Regions from separate parts of the Homo sapiens genome. Here region 2 is linked to region 1. A link is a loop called in an ENCODE intact Hi-C map of the cell type or tissue named here. Cell type or tissue: PC-9. All regions are shown on one strand. Each heading gives the region's core, and the rest is flanking DNA. Links, peaks and the distances in the headings are about the cores only.

Region 1 (16,195 bases), core at 1-8,000:
GCTTAGGGGGCTTGGCACACTGAAGGGCAGGGGTACAAGCCAGTGTGGGAGAGCTGTGGGTCCTGCCCCAGGGTGGTGCTCTGAACTTCCCTCTGAATTTAGCATCGGTGCTGAGTTTACATGAACAAATACACCTCAGCTTAGGTTTCTCAATGTGCGCAAATGATTTCATGTATGATCGTGTTGCAGGGTTTATCACATTTCTAACTGTTGTGGAAGAAATTGAGCTGATGTATGTGAAGCACCATAAATGGTATTATGGTTATTCTGGGAAGAACTGATGGGTGACAGACTGGAAGAGAGGTGTGAAAGAGAGGGAGGTGACAAATTCAGATGACAATTCCAGAAGCGGGGAGGGGAGTTGGCAGGATGACAGGATGGCAGCGCTGTTGACAAACACAAGGCAGTGGGAAGAGGTTGCTGCGTGGGAGGGAGGTGCTGGGTCTGGCCTGGCCGTGGTGAATTTCAGATGACCAGGGGGGTGAGGGCTGGGCTGGTGGGCGGGGGTTAGGGGGAGAAATGGAGCCTGGCTGTGGGGGCTTGGAGCTGAGGTCTGAGATTGGCCAGGCCTGCAAATAGAGCTGTGAGTTGCAATGTGGGAATGAAGGGAGAGAGAGACACAAGCTGAGAACTGGCTGTGCCTTGAAGCTAGCAGAGAAGACGAAGGACACGCTGGCAGGGAGGTGGGAGGAGCCCCTGGGGGAAGACAGCATCACCGCAAGTGGGGTCCTTTCGATGAGAAGGGTGTCAGTTGCCTGGTGGTATAGAGGCGACATGCTGGCAGGGGCGAAGCTGAAGAGGACCAAGGGAGCCGCTGCTGCAGGGGAAGGTGTGTGTGGTTTCAGGGCTGCCTTGGCCTCTGTGTGGCCTGAGAGCAGGAGCAGGGAGCCCTCGCTTTCCTGGTCCATCCTCCCTGCCTGTCCCCTCTCACCCTGCTCTTCTCCCTGCTCTGGTGGGTGCCCTGTCTCTCCTTTTCACCCTGTCTGGGGGTGTCTCTTTTCTTCTCTTCCCTCCGTCAGGAACACAGACACCCACTTCCTTCTCCTTGGGCACCTCCCCAATTTGTCCTCTTGCTTCCCATCTCTTTATCTGTCAAACTGGTCTTAATTCAGCATCAAAATGTATCCATTTATTAATTTCTGTTTCATAAAGTATGATGCTACCTAAAATGATTTTTAGGCTGGGCGTGGTGGCTCATGACTGTAATCCCAGCACTTTGGGAGGCCAAGGCAGGTGGTTCACTTGAGGTCAGGAGTTCGAGACCAGCCTGGCCAACATGGGGAAACCCCATCTCTGCTAAAAATACAAAAATTAGCCGGGCAAGGTAGTGCACGCCTTTAATCCCAGCTACTCGAGAGGCAGAGGCAGGAGAATCACTTGAACCCGGGAGGCAGAGGTTGCAGTGAGCTGAGATTGTGCCATCGCACTCCAGCCTGGGCAACAGAGTGAGACTTCATCTCAAAAAAATAAAAATTAAAAAAAAAAAGATTTTTAATAGTGACGATTTGAGGGTCCAAACCGTATGGACCTTTAGCAAAGGACAGAACTTCTCAGATCTACAGGTTCTTTGTCAGTCAAATGGGAGATAGTAACAGCCCCTGGACAGTGCTCACTGCAGAGCTTTGTAGCACACATGTAATGGTATAACGCAATCAAAGCCCTATGCGAAGGCAGCTGGCTCTTTAGAAATTGCCCCATCATATAAGTTATTATTTCTCTTTTCCTCTTTCAAGACTGACAAGGTTGCATTGGGTTGGCAACTTGCTGAGGGTCAACAAAGTTGACCCTCAGTCTCCCTCCCCAGCTTTGGTGACTCCAGCTGTCCTGCCCAGAACTGGCTTCCTCAACCTGGAGGTCCCTGATGGGGCAGGGCTGGCACTCTGGCCTCCAGGGGGCACCAGTACCCAGCTGTTCTCCCTCTCCCCTTACTCCCAGCCCCCAGCCCCGTTCTAGCTCCTGCTGCTTCCCTCTGTAGACGAGTCCCCCACCAGGCTGGCTGAGTCTAGGGGAACAAAGTGTCCCACACTAATGGGCCTCTGCAGCCCTCCCCTCTGCTGCATCAGCACACGAAGGATGGTGCCCTCCAGGGGCTGGGTGCTGCCCCCCTCCCCCTCCCATTCGCAGCCCAGCCTAACTGTTTTCTTTGAGACCTACTGGCCAGTTCCCCAATTCCCCCAAGACTCCGTGCCCACCTCTTCCACATCAACACTGCAAAATCTCCTGGGGAGATGGTCAGGGGGCAGCAATGCCACAGAAGACCCTGGAAAGCAGGTAGGCCCTGGGGTGGGGGCTTGGCTCTGACCCTGCCTGTGCTACTGGCTGGCTGAGAGTGTCCAGCTCCTCTCGAACCTCCATTACCTCCATCATAAAATGGAAATTATAAATGCCCCACCTGACAGGGCAGGCAAAAAGCATTTTGTGATTGGGAAGTGCACAAAAGAATTTAAATGCTATAATAGTTCCAACTAATATAGGGAGAGGTGACTCCACCATGTTTCTAACAAGGTGCTGATACTTACACACCTTCATGGAAGGAGCACTTACTCCCTTCTGGGGAAGCCCAGTGGCAGCATTTACTGTCCTCTCCCTTTATGCCAGGAGATGAGTGCCCTACCAGTCACCTGTCATCTTGAGTCTTCTTAGAGATCCTGTACTTTAAATAACATTTCTACCTTAAGATGGGCATGCTGAGGCTCACTGTGGCGAGGTGGTTGGCTCCTCCATGCAGTGATGCACCCGAATGGGATCTGTTTAATTCTAAAGTTCCACTGCCTTCTGCCTGTGGGTAAGCTCGTCCTTTATCAAATGGAGCCTGCTTCGGCCTCATGACACAGTCCTCCCGGTGTTTGAAACCAGAGCTTCCTCCGCCCTGGGTCATCTCCCGAAATGTGTCCCACTCCTCCCTTGGTCTTCCAGGGAGCTTCTGGAGTCCAAGCCCTGGTGGCTCCTCCTTGGGCCAGCCTCCCTGAAGCCACTGCCCTCAGCGGTTCACCCAGACCCTGGAGCACCAGCCCACAGGGAAGCTGCGTGCTTAGCAACCACAGCCACTGGCTGCATCACGGGCCTCCGAGGGCACTGCCAACGTGAGTCCCCAGCTGGCTCCATGCCTGCTACCTGCTGCAGGGCCCATGCCTGGGGAGCTACCCTCGGGCCAAGCCAACTGGAGCTGGACTCCTCCGGAAACTGGAGATGCCCAGCAGGCTTCACTCATCCCCTGAGTAGAAACGAGGCCTGCACAGCTGCTGATGGCCTGGATCCAGGAACAGGGAAGGCACCTTGGAGCCTGCCCTCACCCCAATCCCCTAGGAATCACCTCGCTGCCCAGGAACCCAGGCTTGGGGACTCACATGGGCCAGGAAGCCTTGTGCCCTCTAACTCCTAACCACAGCCACGGTGAGTGGAGCGGGGGAAAGGGGGAAGGTTGAGACTAGGGAGGAGAGTGGGCCAGGAGTGTGGGCTCAGACCCCAGGGCTGCTCCTCTCGCTCCCTGGTTTCCCAGCTGAGTGACCTTTGCAAGACACTTCTCCGCTCTGGCCTTAGTTTCCTCATCTGTAGAATGGGGGTCATCACACCACCTCCCTCACAGGTGGTGGTGATGATTAAAGGAGAGAATGCACGTGCGGTTGGAGGGGTGGCCACTACTTCTTGCCAAGATTCTTCCCCTATACCCCTCTCCTCTGTTGCTTCCTGCTCCATTGGCCAAGAGCTCTCCAGGAGAACTAGCAGGGGAAACTCAAGGCCCTCCTTGATGCTGGGGCTCTCCCCCTGTTAGCATCCTTACCCCATCCCTTTCACAAACCCTACTCTTGGGCCACACAGAACCACTGCCCCTCCTCGCAACACCACCCCCTTTTAGTGGCCCCCTTGGCTGCTCGGCTTCTCCCCTCCTCACCATCCACCACTTCCCAGGAAGCCATCACAGATCACTTCTGCTCAGAGCACTTGGTCCCACTGAGGCCCTGGGTGCCACGGTGCCCCTCTCTGCTTCCAAAAAGTCTGGGGACAGAGACCCAGGATATTCAACTTATTTATCCAGAGTGACCATAGCCCTGATTTGCCAGGACAGTCATGGCTTATCCATGGGTCCCAGCAAATTACTACCAGCACCACCTTCACTCTCAGAGGTGTCCTCTGATGATGATAAATTGTATGATCACACTACAGATAAGCACTTGTTGCATGAACACATTAACCTGGGGTGTGAAAGGTGGGTGGGCAAGTGTGGTGCGAGGAGGATAAGAGCTGGGGAGATGTAAGGACTGTACCTCCCCACTGGTGAGGTTCTGCAGCTCCTATTATAGGGTCTCTCTCTCTCTCTCTCATTTCTTTCTTTTTTTTTTTTTTGAAAGGGAGAGAGATAGAGATTCACTCTGTCACCTAGGCTGGAGTGCAGTGGTGCTGTCATAGCTCACTGTAGCTTCAAACTCCCAAGCTCAAGCGATCCTCCCACCTCAGCCTCCCAAAGTATGCTGGGATTACAGGTGTGAGCCATCGCACCCAGCCTATTTAAGGTCTTGAGGTCCTCCACTCCCCAGACACATTGAGGACCTGTGAACGCCCATGGGAGTTCTTGCCCCTTATGCTCTGGGGTCAAGTGGGAAGCAAGTGCGGGAGGGAGGGAGAAGAACAGGTAAAGGAGGGTCTCAAGCTTGCCTGCCTCACTGTTTGCTGGAAAGTCCCCCCCTTGAGGAGAGGAAAGGTGGACAATGTGAACAGTGGATTTGGAGCCTGAATCCCAAGGCTGCAGCTGTCTAAGATATCTTTTAAAAAACAGCCCTAAATGGAGCCCAGGAGAAACTGTGGTCTCCCCAGCAGGGGGCGCACCCCTTATCTGTTACTTCCCTTCTAGGCACCAAGTAACTATTAAATGCAGCCCATGATAGCCCTAACTTTTTGGCAGCCACTTAATATGGCTGGCTCCCACCAAGCCTGCAGCCCCCCAAACGCAGTCTTTTTTCATGCAGGCTGCCATTCTGAAAGTGTGCAGTTGTTTTCTTGGAGATAGAGAATCCCCTGTTGCCGAGAATGTCTAAGGTGTGGAGGGAATACCAGTTGATATAGGCGGCTGCTGGAGAGGGGCTTTAGGGTCCCTTTCAAAGCTAACAGTCAATGACTACATGAACACCACCGGCTAGAATAATTTTCATTGGCTGATGGCGGATGGAGTGGAAAATCAGAAAGTACAAGGGCATTCTGATTTTGGGAAGAGCCCCAGGCTGGGAGTCCAGAGGTCGGGCAGCTCAGAGTGACCTTGGGCTAGCTCTCCCTGCTCCTGAGTCCTAGGGCACCTGTGTTTGGTGCTCTTGTAGCAATTGCTCCATTATGAAGAAAGGATCCCACCCCAACTCTGCCAGAGCTTTACATGCACTTCCTCGCCACAGCCTCACCCCAACCCCTGTGAAGGAGGTCCTACCATTATCTTCATTCTGTAGATGAGGAAATTGAGGTTTAGGAAGGTTGGCATTTGCCTGAGGCCAGCCACCTGGTTTGTGGCAAGAGCCACGAGAGCATGAGAGAAAGGGAGGTGTGTGATTGTAGGGTCATGCTCTTAACCACAGCACCGCTGACACCAGAAGATTCAGGGGCGCTTGTTTTCCCTCTCCAAGCTAAAAGGGGGTGGGTGTCCTGGCCTCCTGGCCCACCAGTGGTCCCACAACACCTCTGCCCACAGCAGGGCTGGCGCTTATTTGGAGTAAGCGCTCCTCTGGACAAGGGAGCCAGGTCATCCACTGGTTGGTAATGGGGCGAGAGGACTCGGATCTTCTTAGTATACCAAGCAGGGCTCTCTGACAGGGATGTTGGGGGGCTCTGACGGCTGGGAGGGCGGTCAAATAAAAACCTCATCCCGGTGTTTTCCCTACTAGTTTTTCACGGGGAAAAGGAGTTTGTGCACATCTGACAATTTCCCACGCATGCCCTGCAGAGGCCGGCGAGATGCGGAGTCCGCGGCTGCAGGGTAGATCCCCTCCTCTGCCCAGCTCTGGGCCGAGCCCTTGGCCAGGTGGGGACCGGCGCGGATATGCCTCCGCTGGGCCTGCAGGCGGCGAGACTTACTTGGGTAGCGATAGTAGAATTCGTTCTCCATGTCGCTCAAGTTCTTGTGCGTCCTCTCTGACCACCAGTGGGCGTCGGCCTCGAAGTCGTAGCGCACGAACACCCCGAAGAGAATCACCATAATCACCTGCAGGAGCAGGCAGGTGAGCGGCAGCCGCCAGCGGAGGTTGGTGTTCCAGGCCATGCTGCAGGGGTGCCTGGCCGGGCTGGCAGCGGGCGGTTCGGACGCTCGGAGGCCGGCGGGGCTTTTGAGACCCGGGCAGGGGGGCGGGGCGGCCACGTGGGGCACGGAGCAGCTGACTCGGGCACCGCCCGCGCGCTCGCCCAACTGGCAGGGGCCCAACCCAAGCCGAGGGCCCCAAAAGATTCCCCGCGTCGGGCTGGGGGACAGCGGCAGGAGCAGAGGCTAAGGCAGTGGGCAGGAGGATCAGGGTGCCCCAAATTCTGTGTGTCCCGTTGATACTGGGGCCTTTCTCCTTTTGTTCTGCTGAACAGAGAAACACGGGGATCATTGGCCTCCCAGTGAGATCAGAAGGAATTCCCAGACCTAAGTCATCATCATCAACATCATCATCATCTGCCATCATCATCTGCATCATCATCTGTCCTTTCTTTTTCTGATTATGAAATTCATACAGGGCACATGAGAAACAAGGAATGTTTGGGACACTGTCACACAACAGAGCGGCCTGGGGAGACATCTGTGATGTGCTACCCCAGACTTGACCCTGGAACAGAAAAAGGATGTTAATTGGAAAACTGGTAAAATCCAAATAAAGCCTGAAAATTAGTTAATAGTGACGTTCCCATGTTGTTTTCTTAGTTGGGACAAATGTCATGGTTATGTAAAATGTTAACAGTAGGATAAACTGAGTAAGGGCTATATGGGGACTGTCTTTGCCACTTTTCTGTAAATCTAAAATTATTCCAAAATACAAGGGTTTTAAGAAAAAAAACACGTATAAAGGATTGTAAGAACAATTTAAGAGTTTTTCACAAGTTCATTGGTCCATAGTCAGGAACTGTCTTCTGGTTAAGATCTGTGATCTTGACATGAGTTAACCATAATATTTAGGTCTGGGAATTCCTTCTGATCTCACTGGGAGGCCAATGATCCCCATGTTTCTCTGTTCAGCAGTATAACAGTCTGTATATTGTCTGCTTAGTCTGTATATTGTCAAAATAAATTTGATTTTCTAATTTTTCTTTAAAAATACAGAGATAATTGTAGAGATTTGGAAAATACAGAAAAACACAAAGAAGAAAGTAAAAATCACTCATAATCCCACCACCCAGAGGCAATACTAATATTTTGGTGTATGTACTCTAGTCTTTTCCTAGCTCATTGAAGAGGGGCTGGAGGGGAGCAGGGGGAGTGTTTCAAACGATCATACTAATTTATAGCGTTTTTAACTCCTTTCATATTTTGTAAACACCTTCCCATATTATACTTCTACAACTTTTTTTCTTTTTCTTTTTCTTTTTTATTTATTTATTTTTTTGAGATAGGGTCTTGCTCTGATGCCCAGGCTGGAGGGCAGTGGCTTGATCATGGTTCACTGCTGCCTTGACCTCCTGGGCTCAAGTGATCCTCCCACTTCAGCCTCCCAATTAGCTGAAACCACAGGCATGTGCCACCAGGCCCACCTAATTTTTTTTTTTTTTTTTTTTTTTTTTTTGAGACAGGTCTCGCTCTGTTGCCCAGGCTGGAGTGCAGTGGGGTGATCTCGGCTCACTGCAAGCTCCGCCTCCCGGGTTCACACCATTCTCTGGCCTCAGCCTCCTGAGTAGCTGGGACTATAGGCGTGCGCCACCGCGCCCGGCTAAGTTTTTTTTTTTTGTAGAGATGGGGTCTCCCTATCTTGCCCAGGGTGGTCTTGAACTTATGGGCTCAAGTGATCCTCCCACCTCAGCCTCTCAAAATGCTGGGATTACAGGCATGAGCCACCACACCCAGCCTGCCACAACATAACTTTTATAGCAGGATATACTGTGCTTTATCTAGACAATCCCTAGTGTTAGGTGACGAGCGATGAGGTCATTTTTTATTTGTTTAGTATTACAAATCATGCTGTCATGAACATCCAGATATGTAAGTCTTTGCACAACTTTCTGTGAATTCCTGGAGGCAGAGCTGTTTCAATACATATCTCTAGATGTTCCCCTAGAAAGATTTTACGAGACAAAGCATGCACCCTGTGAGCCAGGGGTCAGTGACTTTTCCCATGCACTCTTGCCAATGCTGGCTTTAAAAAATCTTGCCAGTTGAAATCCCAGATTTGTAAAAGCCACTAATGCCATGTATAACATCTGAGGCTAAGCACCTAATCAGGGTGCTTGGAACTTGAGTGTGGCCACACTGTGCCAGCTTGGGGTACCAGGGTATCCCCACTCCCTTGGCAAAGAAGCAGCCAGACACTGCATGAGCAATACCAGCAATAGGGACCATTTATTAAGTTCCTGCGGTTGCCGGATCCTTTTGATATATATTTAAATTCTCAACTAAACACTTGTGAAGTGGACATTGTAGGTACATGCTACAGTTGAAAAACCTGAGTTCTCAGATTGGCTAAGGAACTTGCTGGAGATTCAAACCCTGGGCTGTCTGATTTCAAAGGCTGTAGTCTTTCTACTGTGCCATTCTGCTTGTCCCCTCTGGAAGGAGCGAGAAGGAGGGTTTGACTTCGTGCATGTGCATTCACTGCTGGGGAGAAAAACTTCAAGTACACGGCAATGGGAGTAAGTGGAGGGAGGGAGACAAGGGCTGGGGTGGGGGAGGCTGCTGCAAGTAGATTCATGAGCATCTAGGTTCCCCACAGGAGCAGTGGCGTTATGGGATAGAGGGCAGTGGGTGGCGTGGTCCCTGAAGCCTGGGCCGGGAGGGGGCAGGTGGAAGACCTGCTCACCAGGCTGGCCTGCTTAAAGGATAGGGAAGCCGGGGTGTCTTGCTCATTGTGAGAACTGCCCTCCCATCCAGACCTCCTCCAGAGTCCCCTAGCACACCTGTGGTGCTGGAACCCGGGACCCCCTTGGGGGACTCCTTGATGGGGCAGGGTACAGGGTCCAGGAGAGAGACGCTGACTCACAAGCCCTGCAGAGGCTCAGTGGGACAGACCTGGAGCCACAGCCAAGCACGGTCACTACCCACAGCCAGCACAAGAAGGCCGTTTGCCCTTGACCTTCATATTTGGTAGACTCAAGGTACAAACGATGGGCTTCAGACTACAAAGGGGATACAAGGTTCAAGGGAGACACTGTTATCAGATGGTTTTTTTCTTGGGTTACATTTCTGGGCCACTCAACTAATATAGGTCATCATGAATTAACATTCAAAAACAAGTCCTGGCCGGGCACAGTGGCTCACACCTGTAATCCCAGCACTTTGGGAGGCTGAGGCGGGTGGATCATTTGAGGCCAGGAGTTTGAGACCAGCCTGGCCAACATGGTGAAACCCCGTCTCTACTAAAAATACAAAAATTAGCTGGCTGTGATGGCAGGCGCCTGTAATCCAGCTACTCGGGAGGCTGAGACAGAGGAATCTCTTGAACCCGGGAGGTGGAGGTTGCAGTGAACTCCAGCCTGGGCGACAGAGCAAGACTTCATCTCGAAAAAAGAAAAAATTATTTGTTTATAGTATATCAACATACCATAGTATTTAACCCTTTATGGTATTTCTCCCTTTGTTTTATTCCAGGAAGCTGCTAGGTCTCTCTTGACCTCAGTGAGCCCCAGCAATCACCAACCAAGGAAGGGGCCCAGGGAGCCTCTTCCAGTCCAGAAGTCTTCTCTTCATCCCTTTCTCTGCGGCAAGACCAACTGTCAGAGCCTCCACAGCCTGAGGGCCTGGGTGGCGTGACCCCTGCAGAATAGGGGGAGCAGAGGGAAAGCTAGGCATTGACGTCCCTGGTTTTACTTCTGCTTCTTGAGTAGTTGTGTGACCCTGGGCAAATTGTCAACCTCTCTGAGTCTCTACTCTCTCATCTGTAAAATCGAGACAGTTATCTCCCCTCGGGTCTTGGTGAGACTTATTCTGAGTAGCTGGGACTACAGGTCTGTGCCACCATGCCCATCTAATGTTTTCTGTATTTTTGTAGGGGTGGAGTTTTGCTATATTGCCCAGGCTGATCTTGAATTTCCAGGCTTAAGTGATCCTCCCACTTCGGCCTCCCCGAGTGCTGGGATTACGGGCGTGAGCCACTGCACCCAGCTGGTGAGACTTATTCTGAGATACAGCATGGCGAAGAGCCCAGCACAGTGCCTGGCATGTGACATGCCCTCAGTTCCTGTTCATTTTTTTCCTAGTGCCTGGAACAATTGAAAAGCATGTGCCACTTGAGATTCTGCAGAGAAAGATAGGTAATCAAGGTTGAAGAACTGAGGCAGGTAAGTGTAGGATGGTGGAAGGAGTCCTGGCCTGGTGTGGGTCCAGTTTCTGTCTCCCTCTGCTGGTGATCTCAGGCAAATTCTTAGCCTCTCTGGGCTTGCGTCCTCACCTGTGAAATGAAGATTGTGAATGGGTCATTTCCAAAGCTGCTTCTAGTTGCAAGGTGCCCCCCAGCCCAGAGGAGCTAGCCCCTCTGTTGCTTTTCCCCACTCACATGCAGCCTTCTCTCTGGTTGGACAAGCCGAGTGCATTGCTTCACAGCCTCTTGCAGCCCTGCCAGGACCTAAGTCACCCAGGAAAGGCCTCACCCTTGATCCTGGAGTGACCTCAACCACATTCACTGTGTCTCATCCTGTGTGGGGTTTGCAGGCTGCCCTCTTCGGCTTCCTCTGCCTCTCCTCCCAGCATGCCCTCTTCTTCCTTTCCACATTCTTCTCTCTTTCCCACACCCAGCATCCTCCCAGCCACATCGATCATGGCACCTGTCCCCTGTGTGAGGTCCTACCACCCGGAGACAGTGAAGCCCTCTCCTAGTGCCCCCTGCATAATATTTGAGAAGATGAGACCACAGACAGCAGTAGCAACTGCTAGCACCACCTCTGCAGGCTCTACAGGCCCAGTTACTGGAGGTCCAAGTTGAAAGTTGGGCTAGGACAGAGAGCTTTTGGGATGAGGGGGGTGGGGAGCACACCACCCTCTGAAGTCATTCATTCCCTAGAGGGTCCATCAACTCTGTTAAGACAGGGGTAACATCTTATTTATAAATCTGTCCCCTGCTCACAGTATAGTGTGGGGGCACAGAAGAGGCACTTGGGGAGTGTTCTTGAAGGATTGAGGAAGGAATGAATAATATTCTTTGAGCACCTAGTATGTGCCAGGCACTGTTTCAGGTGCTGAGACATGGCAGTGAACAAATGAAGCAACAATCCTAGTCCTGGTGGAGCTGGCATTCTACGAATGGTGGGGAAGGTTGGCAAACAACCTGGTAGTATGTACCTTACTTATCTACTGTGTTTAACAATAGATAGGTAAAGCAGACAGCATGTGGGAGGGTGATACATGCTGTGTGGAGCAGAGGGGAGGAAAGCGGGAGAGAGGAGGCCAGGAGTACAATGTACACTGAGCGGCCAAGGAAGGCCCCATGGAGGGAGGCGGGGAAATCAGTTCATCTGCCGGTGCCCTAGTCCCAGCCCACAGCATTTTGATGTGACTGCCCTTTTTCTTTTTCTTTTCTTTTCTCTTCTCTTCTCTTTTTTCTTTGCTTTGCTTTGCTTTTCTGAGACTCAGTCTCACTCTGTTGCCCAGGCTGGAATGCAATGGCATGATCTCGGCTCACTGCAACCTCCACCTCCCGGGTTCAAGCAATTCTTCCACCTCAGCCTCCCGACTAACTAGGACTACAGGCACCCACCACCATGCCCAGCTAATTTTTGTATTTGTGTAGAGACGGGGTTTCACCATGTTGGCCAGGCTGGTCTTGAACTCCTGACCTCAGGTGATCCGCCAGCCTCGGCCTCCCAAAGTGCTGGGATTATAGGCGTGAGCCACCACGCCCAGCTGTGACTGCCCTTTTCTGAACACCCCAGGCAGCTGTCCCCTTCCTCAACTGCCCTTGGTATTAGTAAAGGCCAAGCTCTCAGTTTCTCCCCTGGGTGGCCGGCAGTTTTATTTCTGGTGCTCCTGGAAGAAAAAATGGCCACTATTCCAGAAGCCTAGGAAAAATGTCCCCTCCCAGAACATTCTGTCTCCAGCTCACATAAGGCATGGCCAGCAGCCTGCCCGCCCACCTCAGGCAAGGCCCAGGTGCTCTGCGGAGTGTCTGTCCTTGTGGGTAAAGGGGGCTGGGGCTAGAGGGGATTGATGAGACAGCGGGAGGGTGGAGGGCTCTCTCCCCACTCTCTCCTATCCCAACCTCCACGTCAAGCATTCATACACTGTTTCTTCCTAGCGCTTCTCGTATCTGTCTATGGTGTCTTCCTACATTAGAACATCAGCACCCAAGGGCAAGGACACCTAGAAGAGATCCTAGCTTGCGGTTGTTGCCCATTAATTATTTTTCCAATGGAATGAATGGATGAATGGATTCTTTCAATTTATTCAGTTATTTAAAACATGTACGGAGCACCCACTGCACACAGCTCCATATCAGGCCCAAATAACTATATAAGCATGCCCCCCAGATTTGCACCATAGAAAAGGAGATACAAGTTTGCCCCAGTGGTTAAAGCAGAATGAGCACTTTCCTGTATACCTGAGGAGAGCTTGATGGGCCCTGGGGTGATCAGGGTGGACTTCATGGAAGAGGTGGACTTTGATCTAGGATTTGCAGGGCAGATAATAGGTAGACCTTCACCCTCTGCCCTTTGGCTTTTCTTGTCTCATGTATGCCCTACCACATGATTCCAGGCTACCTCCCTCTCCCCACCCCAGCTTGGTACTTCAGATGACAACCCAGAGGTGGAATTCTTGCCTTGTCCTCTGAGATGGGGGTTTAAGAAACCTGCTGCTCAAGTCTAACAGGCCAGGCAGGGGTTTTCCTAAGGAACCGGCCTCTTCCTCCTAAAATGTGTGTGCCTTGACAAGCAGGGATGACTGACGGCTGGGACGCGATGGTTCTTTCCCCAGCCAGGGAGAGGCAGGGTGTGGTAGCCACGTTGGCAGGCAGGGAGATGGATTTCGAGGCAAAGGTGGTTCAGGCTGTCTTTCTTCCAGGTGAGGTGGAGTCTCCCCTGCTCTGGTGTGGCTGTGTTGAGGGCGTGGTGCTGGGACTGTCCCTGCTATCACCCTTCTCTCTACTCATCCCTCTTGATAGATGACTGTTTGCATCCTTGACATCTCTGGCCTTGGTCCCACACGCAGCCTGAGGCTGTGGCGAGACACTAGGCCAGGACTCAGAAGTTCTTGGGGCTGGTCCCAGTTTCACAAATTTTGTCAGATCACACCCCCTGTCTGGGCCTGATTTCCTTGATTTGCAAATGGGTGCCTCCGTGTCTGTGCTGCTCAGCTCTCATTTTGCTGTGATGCTCAAAGACCATGCAGCTTGGTGCTTAGCACAGTGACCCAGAGGCTCTAGGAGGCCCGGGCTCCAGTCCCAGCCCTGCCACTTCCTAGCTGGGGGACCTTGGGCAAGCTGCTTAACTTCTCTGGGCCTTGGTTTCCCCATCCATACAGAGGGTGACAGGAGTACCTGGGATGACCTTAATGCATAATGATGCTTTTAACCCCGAGACTGGTAGTATGTACTTGATGAAGTGGCAGCTTTTACTATTTGCCACTAGAAATGAATGGGGGCTGAGCACAATGGCTCAGGCCTGCAATCTCAGCACTTTGGGAGGCTGAGGCAGGAGGATTGCTTGAGCCCAGGAGTTCAAGACCAGCCTAGGCAATATGGTGAAACCTCATCTCAAAAAAAAAGAAAAAAAGAAAAATAAAAAGAAAAGAAGCAATAGGAAAGTCTTTTGTAAACTGAAAAATGTCACAAATATAATTGGTGCTGCTTCTATGACGGTGGGTAATGGCATTCCCCTCTGGTGCTCTCTGAAAAGTCTGCAAAGGCAGGGCCCAGGAGAGGGGGTCCCACGCCCTCCCTGGAGTTGGGAGCGGGGATTAGGGCTGGGGGAATGGGCTAGGGGCCCCGGGAAGCAGCTCTGGACATGCCTCCATCATCTCTAGTCCCTCAAAGCCACAGACAGGGCTGCCTCCCCATACTCATGGGAGATCTTCAGTGTAGGTGGCTTGTGGAGTGAGGGGAAAGGGTGTAGGTCTCTCTGCAAAACTCTCTTCCATGACAACTTATGGGATCAAAAATAAGAACAGCAATAGTGGGGAACTGGACATCATGTGCTGCTCCCTGATGGGCTGCTCCAAGAAGGACACAATCCCAAATGTGCTATTCCTGCCAAAAATGCATACCCTGAATTTAATCACGCAGAAGCAGCAGACAAACTCAAATTGAGGGATATTCTGCAAAACAACTGGTCTGGAGTCTTAAAAAGAAATGTAGGTGTGATGGATGTCAAAAACAAACAAACAAACAAAAAACAAGGAGGGCAAAGATTGTAGGCTAAAGAGACGTGACAAATCCATAAAATGCTTTGATTGATTCTTGATTGGCTCCTGGATCAAGACAAAATCTTAAAAAAAAACGCTATTGGAACAACTGAGGAAAAGGAACTAAGAATGGTATATTAACTAATGGGATTTATTAATGCAAAGTTTTTTAAGGGTTATCATTGTATTGTTGTTATATGGGAGGCTGCTCTTTTTCCTAGGAGATGCCTGGTTTCGAGGTAAAATGTCATATGTCTCCAACACACACAAACATATATACTGAGAGAAATGAAACAAAAGTGGTGAATCCAGGTGAAGGGTATATGCATGTTCATTGTGCTATTCTTGCAACTTCTCTGTTGGCTTGATAATACGTAAAACAAAAAGTTGGGAGAAAAGCCATTGTGGTGCTATCAACCGGAGTCTCTGATATCTACTAGAAAATATCAGCCTATCCAAGGCCGGGAGCAGAAGCCAAAGTCAGAGACCCAAGGCGAGTCCCACACACCCTCTACCTAATTACAGTTCAAACCCTGTGGGGCTTTCTGTGTGTTGTACAGCATAGGGTGAGCACATACCAGGCGCTCAGCACCTACCCCATCCCTGGCACTGTAAAGGCACTGAGATATCAAGATGTGACTTCTGTTCTTTCAGGGCAAACGGTTCAAGGGAGGGTCTTCACTCACTTCTTCATGCTACTGCAGAGTATGTTGTCCATACAGCAGTCCAAAGGCTCACAGATAAACCTCAGGATTCCCAGGGGAAGATGGAAACAGATTAGTGACAGCAGCAGCCTCCATGAACTGGGCGCTCCTAGGAGTCAAACACGAAGCTAAGCCTTGTCTTTGTCTGCCCATCACCATGTGTCCTTTTCATGACAGCTGACCATGCAGGAAGGGATTTTTTTTTTTTTACAAGGTAGAAACTCTGGCTCAGAGAGGTCGATCACTTGTCTAAAAGTCACCCAGCTAGAGGGTGGCAGATCTGAAGAAGAAAGCAGCATGATCTCAGCCGTGAAGAGGTTTAACAAGTTGGCTTAGTGGAGAAGGGCATGCCACGAGCAGCTTGAGGGAAGATGTGGAGGAAAGAAGGTGAGGGCAGGGTTCCTCAACTTCAGCACCAATGACATTTGGGGCCTGATCAATCTCTGTTTTGGGGACTGTCCTGTGCGTTAGCAGCACCCCTGGCCTCTACCCACTGGATGTGAGTGGTCAGGAGTATGACCATCCCCTCGTTGTGACAACAAAAAAGGTATTCACATATTACCAGATGTCTCCTGGGAGATAAAACTGCCCCAGTTGAGAACCACTGGGGTATGGCATCTACACTCTGCCTTAAGCTGGAGGTAATCTCTTGGCACAGCCTTGCTCCTGGCTGGAGGACTGTATCTCTGCCCCTGAGGGTGGGCAGGTGGACAGGGCCTGGTAAGCTCTGCATTATCTCTGTAGGACCTCCCGCAGGGCAGGGCCTCAGGTGCTGGCTGCAGCTCCTCCACCACCACTGTCTCACTTCCATTTCTGCCTTGGCTGCTGTGATGGTTAATTTTACAGGTCAACTTGACTGGGCATGGGGTGCCCAGACATTTGGTCAAACACTATTCTTTCTGGGTGCGTCTATGAGGGTGTTTGTGGATGAGATCATCATTTGAGTAAAGCAGATTGCCCTCAAATATGGGTGGGCCTCATCTAATCAGTTGAGGGTCTGAAT
Region 2 (16,195 bases), core at 2,692-10,691, 63 kb after region 1:
GCATTATGACAGTAAGTGTCCACTGTGGTGATAGTGACCAAGTCATCTAATGCCTTTCTCCACCTTAGTCTCCTCAGATGTTAAAAACAACCACAATGCACCTCATAATATTATTCTAACAATTACATGAGATAATGAATGCAAAGCTCCTCAAATCTTTTTTTTCCAAAGTGCCTGTTATGGTTGAATGGTGTCCCCCTGAGAAGCTCAAGTCCTAACCCACAGTACTCATAAATGAGACCTTATTTGGAAATAGTCTCTACCTGTAGAGGTGACCTCTATAGAAGTAATCAAATTAAAATGAGGTCATCAGGGTGGGTTCTACTCCAATATGACTGGTGTCCTTACGAAAAGGGGAATTTGAAAAAGACACACATGCATATGTTCATTGCAGTACTATTCACAAAAGCAAAGACATGGAATCAACCCAGATGCCCATCAATTATAGACTGGATAAAGAAAATGTGGTACATATTCACCATGGAATACTATGCAGCCCTGAAAAGGAATGAGATCATATCCTTTGCAGGGACACAGATGGAGCTAGGAGCTGTTATCCTTAGCAAACTAATGCAGGAACAGAAAGCCAAACACCACATAATCACAATTCTAAGTGAGAGCTGAATGATGAGAACACATGGACACATGGGTTGCAGGGAACAACACACTCAGGCCTGTTGGTAGGGATGGGGGAAGGAGAGCGTCAGGAAGAATAGCTAATGGATGCTCACTTAATCCCTAGGTGATGGGTTGATCTGTGCAGCGAACCACCACGGCACATGTTTACCTGTGTAACAAATCTGCACATGTACCCCAGAACTTAAAATAAAAGTTGAAGAAAAAAAAGGGTGGGAGGCTGGGCGCAGTGGCTCACCCCTGTAATCCCAGCACTTTGGGAGGCTGAGGCAGGCAGATCACCTGAGGTCAGGAGTTCAAGACCAGCCTGACCAATATGATGAAACCCTGTCTCTATTAAACATACAAAAATCAGCCAGGCGTGCTGGCATGCGCTGTAATCGCAGCTACTCGAGGGGCTGAGACAGGAGAATCACTTGAACCCGGGAGGCAGAGGTTGCAGTGAGCCGAGATCGCGCCATTGCACTCCAGCCTGGGCAACAAGAGTGAAACTCTGTCTCAAAAAAAAAAAAAAAAGTGGGAATTTGACACAGAGACAGAAGACATGCAGAGAGGGAAGAGGATGTGAAGACACACAGGGAGAAGCTGGCCATGGGGCTGAAGCAATGCATCTACAGGCCAAGAAACACTAGGAGGGCCAGCAACAGAATCTAGAAAAGGCAGGGAGAGAGTCTCTCCTGTACCATTGGGTGAGCATGGCCCTGCCAACACTGATTTCATGTCTAGCCTCTAGACTTGTGAGAGGATAAATTGCTGCTGTTTTAGGCCACTTAGTCTTGGGGACTTTGTTAAGGCAGTTCAGGGAAACTAATACAGTGGCCCTAGGAACAAGAGAGAGTGAGGATAACTCTCAGGGGTCGAAGGGCATGCCCCAAGCAGTCCACAAGGAACACAGTGTTTCTTTGAAGTTCATTGTCTGAAACCCTTGTTGCATTCAATTCAGGAAGGCAGTAGTTCCACTTTTTATGGTATGAAACGATGAGTCAGAAGAGTTAGTCCACCAAGGGGCAGACTCCAGTCACAGGGGTTTTCTTTTCTTCTCTTTATCCTCTGCCTAAGACAATACTCAAGATATTCACATAATAACCACTCTGGTTTTTCAGCTTCTACGGATACAATAGTGTCTTTCAAATGTCTGAATAGTCCAGCGGGTGTGGTGGTGTGCACTTATAGTCCCATCTACTTCAGAGACTGAGGCAGGATGATTGCTTGAGCCCAGGAGTTTGAGACTAGCCTGGGCGATATAGCAATACCCTGTTTCTAAAAACCAAAACCAAAACAAAACAAAAAACAACAACAAGAAAAACTCTGAAGAGTCTAGATCTCTACTTATTTCATCTCAATCTTAGGATGTGGACACAGAATTTTGCGTGCCAACCTTCAGCCATGTTGCTCACATTAACGCAGCTGCTTTAAAGGGGAGAGGTGATCTGACCTATTTTATTACTTTTCCTTAGGCAGAAACTATGGGCCTTAGTGACATACAAATAACCAACCATAACTTGGTTACAGCTTTCAGACAAGTACAGTGGGCAGCCCTCTTGAGTCTGTTAAAACAGCAAACAGGTAGAATTTCTGGCCACAGAGAGAGAGAGACAGACCACATATCAGGCACAGTTTGCTAGCTCATTTGTTTCCCAAGAGAAAGAAAGGAAAAAAAATCAGTAATGGTACGTAACTGTGGGGAACAGCAGGTGCTTTAGGCCAAACTTATTGAAGGGTCTGCTGAAACACTCTTGTTCTAGCACGGAAGTCACATAAATTTTACGTGCTACTCCATGATATAGCAATGTATCTTTTCTCAGCATTTTTAAATAGAAAATTTTAAACATAATGATTTTACAGTCAAAATTCCTACACCCATCACCCAGATTGTACTATTAATTTTTACTACATTTGCTACGTCTCATCTCTATCCATCCATCAATCCACTTTATTTTTTATGGATCCAAAAATCTATTGCAGACATCGACACCCTTTCCCCTAATTACTTCAGCATGCCTTTCATTAACTAGGGTTCAGTATTGTTTAATTTATTATTATTATTTTTTTTTGATACGGAGTCTTGCTCTGTTGCCCAGGCTACAGTGCAATGGCATGATTTCAGCTGACTGTAACCTCTGCCTCTCGGGTTCAAGCAGTTATCCTGCCTCAGCCTCTTGAGCAGCTGGGATTACAGGTGCACGCCACCACACCTGGCTAATTTTTGTATTTTCAGTAGAGACGGGGTTTCACCGTTGGCCAGGCTGGTCTCGAACTCCTGACCTCATGATCCGCCCACCTCGGCCTCCCAAAGTGCTGGGATTATAGGTGTGAGCCACCTCGGCCAGCCTTGTTTAATTTTTTGAGGTGAAATTCATAAGCAAAAAAATGCAGCATCTTAAGTGAAACTTTTCCAAATTTTGACAAATGAATAAACCGGTGCAACCCAATCCCTACCAAGATATAGAGCAGTACCTAACCCCATTACCATTCCCTCCTGCCTCTTCCTAGTCAATCCCTGCCCCACCTACCAGACAAAGCCACTCTTGTAATTCTTTTCCTCCATAGGTTAGATTTGTCTGTTCTGGAACTTTATATAAATTGAATTATATCGAACATTTTCTTTTGTGTAAGGCTTCCTTCACTAAACGTAATGATTTTGAGAGTCACCTATGTTACCACATGTATCTGTAGTTTGATCTTTTTTATTCTGAGTAGTATTTCATTGTGTGACTCTAGCACTGTTACCCATTTTCCTATTATTGATGCACATCTAGGCTGTTTCCAGTTTGGGGCTATTATGAATAAGGTTGCTATAAACATTCTTGTACACGAAATATACTCCCAATGTTGTGCGATCATCACCACCGTCCAACCCATATCATAGTTTCATCTCAGGAAACACTTTTCATTTGACCCTACACTTTTGAAGAATGAATTCAAAATGGATCCTCCAGCCCTTTACTCCTAAACCACTTGGCAGCCCTAGAATTCACAGTGTGATAGAAATCTTTGCTCATGCTCCCATTAGCTGGTCCAGGTCTCACTGGTTTAGCCCAGCTCAGGGTTGTGAAACTGCAGGTCCACAGTCCTGAAGGGGATGGTGTGGCTTCCTAGGAGGGTGGGGCCTCAGCTGTAGCCCTCCCCTCTGCTCTGGCCAAGGCTCTATTAGGAAGGTTGCAATCCTGCTCGCTCCCCGAAACTCAAACTGAGGTCTCCATTCCTTCTCATTCCTTCACCCGGGACCTCACAGCTCCCCTGAACCTCTATAAGCCCCTCTGAGTATTGTGTTTGTGGTGAGGGGAATTTGAGCTCCTTCCTCAAAAGTGAGGCTAACCCCCATTGAGGGGAGCCAGAGGCTGATGGCCATCAGGGTGTGGCCTGCTCCCACCCTGGCTGCCACACTCTGGTTCTTTGCAGCGTAACTAGGATTCAGAGAAGGTGTTCGATTTTATACAGAGTTTCAGCCTGAGTCTGTGTTAGCCCCATCTCCTGACGGGCTCCCATGAGGAGACTGGGCGGCCTCCCCAGGGGACCTGCCTTTTGTCCTTGGGTTCCCGGATCGGTGAATGGACCCAGTGTTCCAGATCATTCTCACAGGTGAGGGGTTTCTGGGCTCTGTGCAGTCCTGATAAGACAGGCCTGGGCCGCAACTCACTGGCTGTAGCCACGGCTCAGCTCCCCTGGCTAGAAAAAGGAGGGCCAGTCCCACAACGGTCTGGGATTACACTGGCCTGTAGACACTGTTTGGCCAGGGAGTACTGCTGGGGTAGGAGGGGGTGGAGCATGAGGAAGAGCATAGGGTCCGAGGCCTCAGGCTAGCAGGGGTCAGATAGAGGACAGGGCACCTCTCTGACCACTTCTATACCCCAGTCCACCTCCACAGCCTCTCTGAACCACAGTCCTGGCCCCTGCCTCGCAGTCAGTAGAGGGACCACTTCATCAGCTGTGTGATGCCTAGCAACGTATCCTTTCTGAGCTATAAAAACGGAGACCTAAAAAAAGACTCATCCGGAAGAGTTTTTGGAGGATCAAATACAAACGCTCCTCAGCACAATGCCAGGGACTCAGAAAGTGTGTGGTCAACTTTATTTTCCTGTTGCTTTCTTCTCTATAACAGCTTTTCACAAATTGCTCTGGCTTTACAAAGGAAGCTAGGCAAGCTGGAAGATCCCAGAAACAGAAGGAACGCCGCTCCTGTCTCTTCATGCCCAGAAATACTGCCACAAATGGATGGCTTCCCCCAGAGACCACCAGGTACCACTGGAGTAGACCCTGGGCAGAGTGGATGCTGTAGAGAAAAATCCATGTCCCCAGGAGACCTGCCCCTTAGCTAGACCCACCAGGGACACATATTCATCGTGTGACTGTCAGCAAAACTTCACAGACCTGAGACCTCAAGACTCCCTGCCCAACTGCAGCAAGAGTGGTCCAGATCCCTCAGCTGCTTTTTCAAAGGAGGGGAAGGATATTTTTGTCATCATCACCCTCAAATAGAAACTAGAGTCTTAGAACAAGGGAGCCGTTTACTCACATGCCCAGACCCCTCCCCCAGTCCAGTTTAATTAGAATTTCTGGGGATGGGGCCAGCTTTGGGTATTTTCTTAATGTCCGTAGGTACTTCTAATGTGTAACTAGAGTTAAGAACAACTGGTCTAGTCCAACCTCCTCATTGTAGGGATAAAAACACACAGCGGGGAAAAACAGCCCTAGAAAGCTTAAAAGAAATAAAATATTTAAAGTGACAGACTATAGCGCAAAGTACGTGCCTAAAAGATGGACACTGTTATCATGTCATAATTAGAAATAGTGCCCCAGACATGGCTGGTTTCATGGTCATGTGACGTGTATCATGGCACAGGCTCGCATGCTTCGCAGGCACCTGTGCTTTGTTTCTTGCTCTGATGTTGCCATCTTGAAATTCTTAATTTTTAAACAAGAGGTCCTGCATTTTCACTTTGCACTGGCCACAGATCACACAACTCTTAAACACAGAGTAGATCATCACTGCATTAAAGAAAGGTGGCTCAGGGCCAACCCTGTCTCTTCATGCCCACAAATACTGCCACAAAGGGATGGCTTCCCCCAGAGACCACCAGGTACCACTGGAGTCCTAAGACTCTGTGCAGAATGGATGATGTAGAGGAAAATCCATGTCCCCAGGAGACCCGCCCCAGGGCTCAGGGCTCAGAGGCTGCAGGGTGTGGGGCAGGGAGGGCTGGGATGCAGCTTCCTCTGCGCATGTCCCCTAGCCTGGCTCTCTACCGCCACAACGCTGGGCCCTCCATTGCCCAAGGAACTCCCTTCTCCTCTCTACTGTATCAGGGCAGAGGCTGTCCTTGCATCTCCTGGGGGAAGCAGTGTAGACTACTGGAAAGAGACTGGGATCAGTCAGGCCCGGGTCATAACTTCAGCACTCCCTCTTACTGGCTATGAGAGGTCCTCTGAGCCTCAGTTCCTCATGTGTAAAAGGGAGGAAATAGCCCGGGTGTGGTGGCTCACACCTGTAATCCCAGCACTTTGGGAGGCCGAGGCGGGCGGATCACCTGAGGTCGGGAGTTCGAGACCAGCCTGACCAACATGGAGAAACCCCCGTCTCTACTAAAAATACAAAATTAGCCGGGCGTGGTGGCACATGCCTGTAATCCCAGCTGCTCGGGAGGCTGAGGCAGGAGAATCACTTGAACCCAGGAGGCGGAGGTTGTGGTGAGCCGAGATCGTGCCATTGCACTTCAGTCTGGGCAACAAGAGTGAAACTCCATCTCAAAAAGAAAAAAAAGAAGAAGAAGAAATAATGCCCGCCTTGCAGAACCACTATGAGGAGAACCCAGCACATCATGACTGTCCCACCAGATGCTGGAAATATGTGAATTCTCTTCCCTTTACAGGGAAGAGGGAGAAGCATCTTTCTCCAAAAGAATGGGGCCCCAGTGTTCCAGGTGCAGCCTGTCAGTCACCCAGAGTCCTTTGTCTCCCTGGGAGGCTCAACTACAATCAGTTCCCAGGCTTCTGCTTGTCTTATGAAAACTAAGGATAGGCAGTTCTTGGGAAAGGTTTAATTCCGGAGTGGCATGCAGGCTTCAGAGCCCTTTGTAAAGAGTTGTTGCTGCTGCCCTCTAGTGGTAACTTGTCGGTATCTGCACAAATTCCCAACTTCCTTTGGGTAAGTAATGAATACTTAATAACATACTACAACACAATTTAAAAAATAATGTATTGAGTCCCTACTCTGTTAAGAACTAGGGATATGAAGACAAATAAAACGCAGTTCTTTCATTCTAAGAATTTACAGTTTAGAAAATGCGGCAAACTCTTAAAGAGGTTGCTTGAATATAACCCAATATGATAAGGTTTTTTTCTTTTTTTTGCCCAAAGGAGATAAGTTTTGTGTTTTTTTATTATTATTTTTTAGTCTGTAAGACACAATCTTTATTCTTTTTTTATTATTATACTTTAAGTTCTAGGGTACATGTGCACAACGTGCAGCTTTGTTACATATGTATACATGTGCCATGTTGGTGTGCTGCACCCATTAACTCATCATTTACATTAGGTATATCTCCTAATGCTATCCCTCTCCCCTCCCCCCACCCCACAACAGGCCCCATCCTGTGTCCAAGTAATGTCCAATGTAATGTTCCCCACCCTGTGTCCAAGTGTTCTCATTGTTCAATTCCCATCTATGAGTGAGAACATGCGGTGTTTGGTTTTCTGTCCTTGCGATAGTTTGCTCAGAATGATGGTTTCCAGCTTCATCCATGTCCCCACAAAGGACATGAACTCATCCTTTTTTATGGCTGCATAGTATTCCATGGTGTATATGTGCCACATTTTCTTAATCCAGCCTATCATTGATGGACATTTGGGTTGATTCCAGGTCTTTGCTATTGTGAATAGTGCCTCAATAAACATACGTGTGCATGTGGCTTTATAGCAGCATGATTTATAATCCTTTGGGTATATACCCAGTAATGGGATGGCTGGGTCAAATGGTATTTCTAGTTTTAGATCCTTGAGGAATCGCCACACTGTCTTCCAAATTGGTTGAACTAGTTTACAGTCCCACCAACAGTGTAAAAGTGTTCCTATTTCTCCACATCCTCTCCAGCACCTGTTGTTTCCTGACTTTTTAGTGATTGCCATTCTAACTGGTGTGAGATGGTGTCTCATTGTGGTTTTGATTTGCATTTCTCTGACGGCCAGTGATGATGAGCATTTTTTCATGTGTCTGTTGGCTGCATAAATGTCTTCTTTTGAGAAGTGTCTGTTCATATCCTCTGCCCACTTTTTGATGGGGTTGTTTGATTTTTTCTTGTAAATTTGTTCAAGTTCTTTGTAGATTCTGGATATTAGCCCTTTGTCAGATGGGTAGATTGTAAAAATTTTCTCCCATTCTGTAGGTTGCCTGTTCACTCTGATGGTAGTTTCTTTTGCTGTGCAGAGCCTCTTTAGTTTAATTAGATCCTATTTGTCAATTTTAGCTTTTGTTGCCATTGCTTTTGGTGTTTTAGACATGAAGTCCTTGCCCATGCCTATGTCCTGAATGGTATTGCCTAGGTTTTCTTCTAGGGTTTTTATGGTTTTAGGTCTAACATTTAAGTCTTTAATCCATCTTGAATTAATTTTTGTATAAGGTGTAAGGAAGGGATCCAGTTTCAGCTTTCTCCATATGGCTAGCCTTCTCCATATGGCTAGCCAGTTTTCCCAGCACCATTTATTAAATAGGGAATCCTTTCCCCATTTCTTGTTTTTGTCAGGTTTGTCAAAGATCAGATGGTTGTAGATGTGCGGTATTATTTCTGAGGGCTCTGTTCTGTTCCATTGGTCTATATCTCTGTTTTGGTACCAGTACCAGTACCCTGCTGTTTTGGTTACTGTAGCCTTGTAATACAGTTTGAAGTCAGGTAGCATGATGCCTCCAGCTTTGTTCTTTTGGCTTAGGATTGCCTTGGCAATGCGGGCTCTTTTTTGGTTCCATATGAACTTTAAAGTAGTTTTTTCCAATTCTGTGAAGAAAGTCATTGGTAGCTTGATGGGGATGGCATTGAATCTATAAATTATCTTGGGCAGTATAGCAATTTTCACGATATTGATTCTTCCTATCCATGAGCATGGAATGCTCTTCCAGGAGATAAGTGTTAATAAGAACAATGATTCCCACAGCTTCTGGTTCTACACAAAATGGAGTAGACACATTTATTCCTATTCTTCCCATTATGTAAAGCTAAAAACTCTTGAATATCATATATAATAAACATAAGAAGACTCTGAAAGGTTGAGGGGAAAGGAGACTGGCTGGGGAACTTGGGACCCAGGGAAAGACACAGCGGGAGTTCTCTGAGTTTTCTTTTTCTTTTCTTTTTTTGAGGCAGGGTCTCATTCTTTTGTCCAGGCTGGAGTGCAGTGGTGTAATCATGGCTCGCTATAGCCTCAACTTTCTGGACTCAAGCAATTCTCCCACCTCAGCCTACCCAGGAGCTGGGACCACAGGCATGTGCCACCATAACCAGCTAATACATTTTAATTTTTATGTATGTATGTATTTCTTTATTTTTTGAGATGTAGTTTCGCTCTTGTTGCCCAGGCTAGAGTGCAATGGCACATGATCTTGGCTCATTGCAGCCTCTGCCTCCTGGGTTCAAGCAATTATCCTGCCTCAGCCTCCTGAGTGGCTGAGATCACAGGGGCCTGCCACCACGCCTGGCTAATTTTTTATATAGTTTTTTAGAGATACAGGGTTTCACCATGTTGCCCAGGCTGGTCTCAAACTCTTGACCTCAGGTGATCCACCTGCCTCGGCTTCCCAAAGTGCTGGGACTTCAGGCGCGAGCCACGGTGCCCATTTTTTTTGTAGTGATGAGGTCTCACTATGTTGCCTAGGATGGTCTCGAACTTCTGGGCTCAAGCGCTCCTCCCACCTCAGCCTCCCAAAGTGCTGAGATTCAGGTGTGAGCCATGACACCCAGCCTCTGGGTTTTAATTTTGCCTTAATTGTATCTTAACTGGATCCTGGAGAAGCTGACAACTTAATACAACAATGGACACAGACAAGAGAAGCCCCAAGAAGGGCTGCTCTCTAGTCAAGCGACCAGGAAAGGAGCAGCCTAGCAAGACAGAAACTTTTAGCCAATAATCACTCTAGTGCAGCCAAACTCCACAGAGTAAACAAATGGTGGAAAAGCTGAGTGGGAGCCTGGACTTCCACCCTCGCACAGCTGTAAAGAGGCGGCCCCTTCTTCTGCCAGGGTGGTGTCAGAGAAGCCTAAGTGGAAGGCTGGCACTTTTATCTCCATTCAGTGGCAATGAGGCCCAGCCCCTGCAAAGTCAGTGGAGGCCACTTGGGGAACCACATCCATCCAAAGGTTAGGATGCTCTCTCCCTCCCTGCTGGGACAGTGGCAGAGGAGGCCTGGTGGAGAGCCAGGACTTTCACCAAAACCAAGTGAGAACGAGGCACCCCTCTTCCTCCCTGCCTGGAGGTGGTCAGAGAAGGCCGAGTGGGAAGCTGGAACTCCCTCCATCTCTCTGTGGTAAGGAGGTTCCCCTACCCATGGTGTCAGTGGAAGCCCCATGGGGCCAGGCAGAAGTGGCACAATATTTTCGAATATTGTTTTGAGAACTGTTTTGTGTCTAGAAGTTTTATGTGAAGAATTCTACATCCAGTGAAAATATCCTTCAGGAATAAAGGAAAAATTAAGACATTCTCTACTGAAGGAAAGCTAAGAGAGTTCATCACCCCCAGATACCTACTTCCTAAAAGAATGGTTAAAAGGGCCGAGCGCGGTGCCTCATGCCTGTAATCCCAGCACTTTGGGAGGCAGTGACGGGTGGATCACTTGAGGTCAGGAGTTCAAAAATAGCCTGACCAACATGGTGAAACCCCGTCTCTACTAAAAATACAGAAATAAGCTTGGCGTGGTGGCACACGCCTGTAATCCCAGCTACTCAGGAGGCTGAGGCAGGAGAATCGCTTGAACACGGGAAGCGGAGGTTACGGTGAGCCCAGATTGCACCATTGCTCTCTAGCCTGGGCAACAAGAGCGAAACTCCATCTCAAAAGAAAAGAAAAAGAAAAAGAATGGTTAAAAGAAGACTTTACAACAGAAAGGAAATAATGAAAGAAGGAATCTTAGAACATCAGGAAAGAAGAAAGAACAATGGGGAGAGTAAAACTATAGTCAATACAATAAGCTTTCATTCTCTTCTTGAGTATTCTAAATGTTTGATGGTTGAAGCAAAAATTGCAATATTGCCTAATGTGGTTATCAATATTCGTAAAGGAAATATTTAAGACAATTATAAGTGGGAGAGGATAAAGAGACTTAAAAGGAAGCAAGCATTCTTTCTTTCTTTCTTTCTCTCTCTCTTTGTTTTCTCTTGAGACAGAGTCTTGCTCTGTTGCCCAGGCTGGAGTACAGTGGTGTGATCTCAGCTCACTGCAAGCTCCGCCTCCCGGGCTCAAGTGATTCTCCTGTCTCAGCCTCCTGAGTAGTTGAGACTACAGGCATGCACCACCACACCCGGCTAATTTTTATATTTTTAGTAAAGATAGGGGTTTCACCATGTTGGCCAAGCTGGTTTCCAACTCCTGACCTCAAATGCTCCACCTGCCTCAGCCTCCCAAAGTGCTAGGATTACAGACATGAGCCACCGCACCTGGCCAAAAGGAGGCACGCTTTCTATACTTTACTATACTTCACCAGGAGACCATGGTAAGTTATATGTACATAATGAATACTTAGATAAAATACTAAAAGAAAACTATACAAAAGAAATACGTTTAAAAACACAATTGATAAATCAAAATGGATTTTTTTTTTAAAGTTCAAGTAACCTGGAGGTAAGCAAGTGGTAAAAAAAGAGAAAAAAAATCAGAAAAACAAACAATAAAATGGCAGACTTAAGCCCTAATGAATCAATAATTACCTTAAATGTAAATAGTTTAAATATATCAGAAGACAGATTGGGAGAAAGGATTTAAAAAAAATATATGACACAATATGTCATTTACAAGAAACTCATCTCAGATATAATAATATATGTAAGTTGACAGTAAAAAGATGAAAAAAGACTCAAACATCTTAATTAATTCTAAGTTAACAAAGTATAGCTACGTTAATAACAGATAAAGTACTTCAAAGCAAATCACCAGGTCTAGAAATGGATACTGCAGAATGATAAAGGGTCAATCTACCAAGAATACAAAGATACACACAATTCTAAATTCGTATGCACCAAACAACAGAGCTGTACAAATATATGAAGCAAAACTGATAGAGCTGAAAGGAGAAACAGACAAATCCACAATTATAGTTGGAGACTTCAACATTTCTCTCAACAATTGATAGAACAGCTATATAGAAAATCAAAATATAGGCCGGGAGTGGTGGCTCATGCCTGTAATCCCAGCACTTTGGGAGACCGAGGCAGGCAGATTATTTGAGGTCAGGAGTTGGAGACCAGCCTGGCCAACATGGTGAAACCCCATCTCTACTAAAAATACAAAATTTAGCCAGGTGTGGTGGCAGGCACCTGTAATCCCAGCTACTCGGGAGGCTGAGGTGGGAGAATTGCTTGAACCTAGGAGGCGGAGGTTGCAGTGAGCCGAGACTGCGCCACTGCACTCCAGCCTGGGTGACAGAGCAAGACTCCATCTCAAAAAAAAAAAAAAAAAAAACTCAAAATCAAAATATAGAAGAACTCAAAAACACCAGTAACCAACAGGATCTAATTGACATTTATAGAAGAACACTCCACCTCACAGCAGCAGAATACACGTTCTTTTCAAGCACCCATGGAACATTATACCAAGATACACCATATCCTGGGCCATAAAATGAACCTCGATAAATTTTTAAAAAACTGAAATCATACAGCATATATTCACCAACCACAATGGAATAAAACCAGAAATCATTAACAGAAAGATAACAGGGAAATCTCCAAACACTTGAAAACTAAATACACTTCTAAACAATCCTAGGGTCAAAAGAGGAACTCTCAAGGGAAATTTTTTAAATGGAACTGCATGAAAATGAAAATATAATGTGTGAAAATTTGTGAGACACAACTAAAGCAGTGCTAAGAAGAAAATGCATGGCACTAAACTCATACATTAGACAGGAGGAAAAATCGGGGGCTAGGCGTGGTGGCTGACACCTGTAATCCTAGCACTTTGGGAGGCTGAGGTGGGCAGATCACTTGAGCTCAGAGATTTGAGACCAGCCTGGGCAACATAATGAAACCCCATCTCTACAAAAAAATAGAAAAAAATTAGCTGAGCGTGGTGGCACAAGCCTGTAATTTCAGCTATTCAGGAGGCTGAAGCACAAGAATCGCCTGAGCCCGGAAGGCAGAGGTTGCAGAGAGCAGAGATCACACCACTACACTCCAGCCTAGGCAACAGAGCCAGAACCTGTCTCAAAAATAAGATAAAATAAAATAAATAAAAAGAAAGGAGGAAAATATATATACATATGTGTATGTGTGTATATATATATATACATTTTCCTCCTTTATATGTGTGTGTGTGTATATATATTTATAAAATATATATATATATAAAATACTATATACGATTGTTTTAAAAAAGAAATATTTTGTAACCCCAGCACTTTGGGAGGCCGAGGTGGGAGGATCACGAGGTCAGGAGATTGAGACCATCCTGGCTAACATGGTGAAACCCAGTCTCTACTAAAAAATACAAAAAATTAGCCAGGCTTGGTGGCGTGCACCTGTAGTCCCAGCTACTCAGGAGGCTGAGGCAGGAGAATCGCTTGAACCCAGGAGGTGAAGGTTGCAGTGAGCCAAGATCACACCACTGCACTCCAGCCTGGGCACCAGAGCGAGACTCTGTCTCAAAAAAAAAAAAAGTATTTTAGATATAAATCTAGCAAAACATGTACGTAACTTGTATGTTGAAAACTACAAAACACTGAAAAAATATCCAAGAAGACCTAACTAAGTGAAGAGATACACATGTTCTCATACTGGGAGGATCATAGCAAAGATGTGAATTCTCCCCAGATTGATTTGTAAGTTTCAAGCACTTCCAGCAAGATTCTTTCTAGATATAGATAAGCTTATTCTAAAATTTATATAGAAAGACAAAGGAACTAGGATAGCTAAAACAATTTTGAACAACAACAAAGTAATAAAGTGCTAGGAATCATACTACCTGCTTTTAAGATTTATTATGCAGCTACAGTAATCAAGACTGTGTGGTACTAACAGAGAAACAGACACATAGGTTAGTGAACTAACATTAAAAACCTAGAAATAGACCATACAAATATGCTCAATTGATTTTTTTCTAGCTTGAAGATTTTTTATTATAATAAATACAGATAATATAAAGCTGACCATTTTAGCCATTGTATTTCTTTTTATTTTATTATATATACATATTTTTTCCTTTTTTTACACATAGGAATATTTTAACCATTTTACTTATTTTTATTTTTATTATTATTATTATTTTTCGAGACAGAGTCTCACTCTTGTTGCCCAGGCTAGAGTGCAGTGGCGCGATGTTGGCTCACTGCAACCTCCACCTCCCGGGTTCAAGCAATTCGCCTGCCTCAGCCTCCTGAGTAGCTGGGATTACAGGCGCCCAACACCATGCCTGGCTAATTTTTGTAGTTTTAGTAGAGACGGGGTTTCTCCATGTTGGCTAGGCTGGTCTCAACCTCCTGACCTCAGGTAATCCGCCCGCCTTTGCCTCCCAAAGTGCTGGGATTATAGGCATGAGCCACTGTGCCTGGTCTATCTTTTATTTTTATTTTTTTTGAGATGGAGTCTTGCTCTGTTGCCCAGGCTGAAGTGCAGCGGCATGATCTCGGCTCACTGCAACCTCCGCCTCCCGGGTTCAAGCAATTCTCCTGCCTCAGCCTTCTGAGTAGCTGGGACTGCAGGTGTGTGCCACCATATCCGGCTAATTTTTGTATTTTTAGTAGAAATGGGGTTACACCATGTTGTCCAGGCGGGTCTCAAACTCCTGACCTCAGGTGATCTGCCCACCTCAGCCTCCCAAAGTGCTGGGATTACAGGCATCAGCCACCACGCCTGGTCTGATTTTTTTTTTTTTTTTTTGAGATGGAGTTTTGCTCTTGTTGCCCAGGTTGGAGTGCAATGGCACGATCTCGGGTAACTACAACCTCCACCTCCTGGGTTCAAGTGATTCTCGTGCCTCAGCCTCCCTAGTAGCTGGGATTACAAGCATGAGCCACCATGCCCAGCTAATTATGTATTTTTAGTAGAGACAGGGTTTCTCCATGTTGGTCAGGCTGGTCTTGAACTCCCTACCTCAGGTGATCCGCCCACCTCAGCCTCCCAAAGTGCTGGGATTACAGGTGTGAGCCACCGGGTATCCATAACAAAAAGAGAGAGAGAGAGAGAGAAACTTGATCTATAATTAAAATTCAAAAGTTAAAAAGAAAAACAACGAACTCATGTTGTCAGCCAGCCCATATCTATCTCACATAGTTGGAACAAGGACTGGACATGTGCAATAAACACTATCATTTATAGGGTGGAAGAAGAGGAAGAACACTACACTCACTGGGCCACAGCATACCAAGATCCTGGCAGGGAGATATTTTGAGCTCCCTTGATCTAAGGGTAGTTTTTACCCCTGAAGAGGCCGGTTTCTGCTCTCTGACCATAGCTATCCATGCCAGATCCTCAGTTTTTCCTTATCTTGTCTGACTTCATTTGTAGGGCCATTAGGGGTTATGGCTTTCTGGGGGTCTTACCATCTATTACACCCTACGTGGGATTCTGGTGGTCCAAGTTCATTATTTTTATGCAAACAAAGACTCTTTTCCTCAGTTCAAGCTTTTATAGTTCTTTTTTTGTGTGTGAGTTTTCTAGTGTACACACACACTCACACACAGACCATTTAAAAATCTATTTGATTGCATTTAGCTCCAAGCGTAATTAAACCTCTCCTCAACTCATTCTGGCTATTCTTTCTTTTTTTTTTTTTTTTTTTTTTTTTTTTTTTTGAAAAGGGGTCTTGCTCTGTTGCCCAGGCTGGAATGCAGTGGCGCTATCTCGGCTCACTGCAAGCTCCGCCTCCTGGGTTCATGCCATTCTCCTGCCTCAGCCTCCCAATGGGACTACAGGCGCCCGCCACCACGCCCGGCTAATTTTTTGTATTTTTAGTAGAGACGGGGTTTCACCGTGTTAGCCAGGATAGTCTCAATCTCCTGACCTCGTGATCCGCCCGCCTCGGCCTCCCAAAGTGCTGGGATTACAGGCATGAGCCACCGTGCCCGGCCCATTCTCGCTATTCTTTCTTTTTCTCATCTTAATTAAAATATCTTGAGTTTACTAGTTGGCTGGGACACAACACTCGCCACCTCGCCACACTTGTTTTTTGTTTTTTTTTTTCTGGAGCAGTTTAGCCAACTGAAAACAATTTCAATCCAATCACTGATGTAAACCGAAGGTATGAGAGCCATAACCCAGGTTCGATTTTTGCTTTTTTACAAATATGCTTTTCAGGGGTAGAAATTCCATGCTATTAGGCTGTTCTTAAACTTTTCCATTAGAAAAATGCCATAGGAATGCAGAAA

What was found. Hi-C counts contacts between places; a loop is a spot of excess contacts. Peaks named below come from ENCODE experiments on the same cell type or tissue, not always from the same donor. Only the 100,000 strongest peaks of a DNase experiment are listed, where the experiment ranks them.
Region 2: a loop joins it to region 1, with 8 times the contacts of the local background. A loop is called at or near these places in 20 of 110 quality-filtered maps.

The regions. Positions count from the first base shown.
Region 1 is chr15:89,490,307-89,506,501 of GRCh38, forward strand. RHCG (Rh family C glycoprotein) reads right to left here and starts at 6,277. Exons shown (of 11, transcript NM_016321.3): 1 at 6,055-6,277. The coding sequence starts at 6,238. LINC00928 (long intergenic non-protein coding RNA 928) reads right to left here. Exons shown (of 3, transcript NR_027077.1): 3 at 14,624-15,472. RefSeq lists an enhancer at 1,568-2,073. In PC-9, for the core only: CTCF peaks have their summits at 1,900 (motif pointing right), 2,103 (motif pointing left) and 4,868; a DNase peak (open chromatin) is centred at 5,445; H3K27ac peaks cover 445 bases.
Region 2 is chr15:89,550,122-89,566,316 of GRCh38, forward strand. No RefSeq gene overlaps it. Among named protein-coding and RNA genes, the nearest start is that of TICRR, 17 kb to the right of the region's middle. In PC-9, for the core only: CTCF peaks have their summits at 6,741 (motif pointing left) and 6,943; a DNase peak (open chromatin) is centred at 6,680.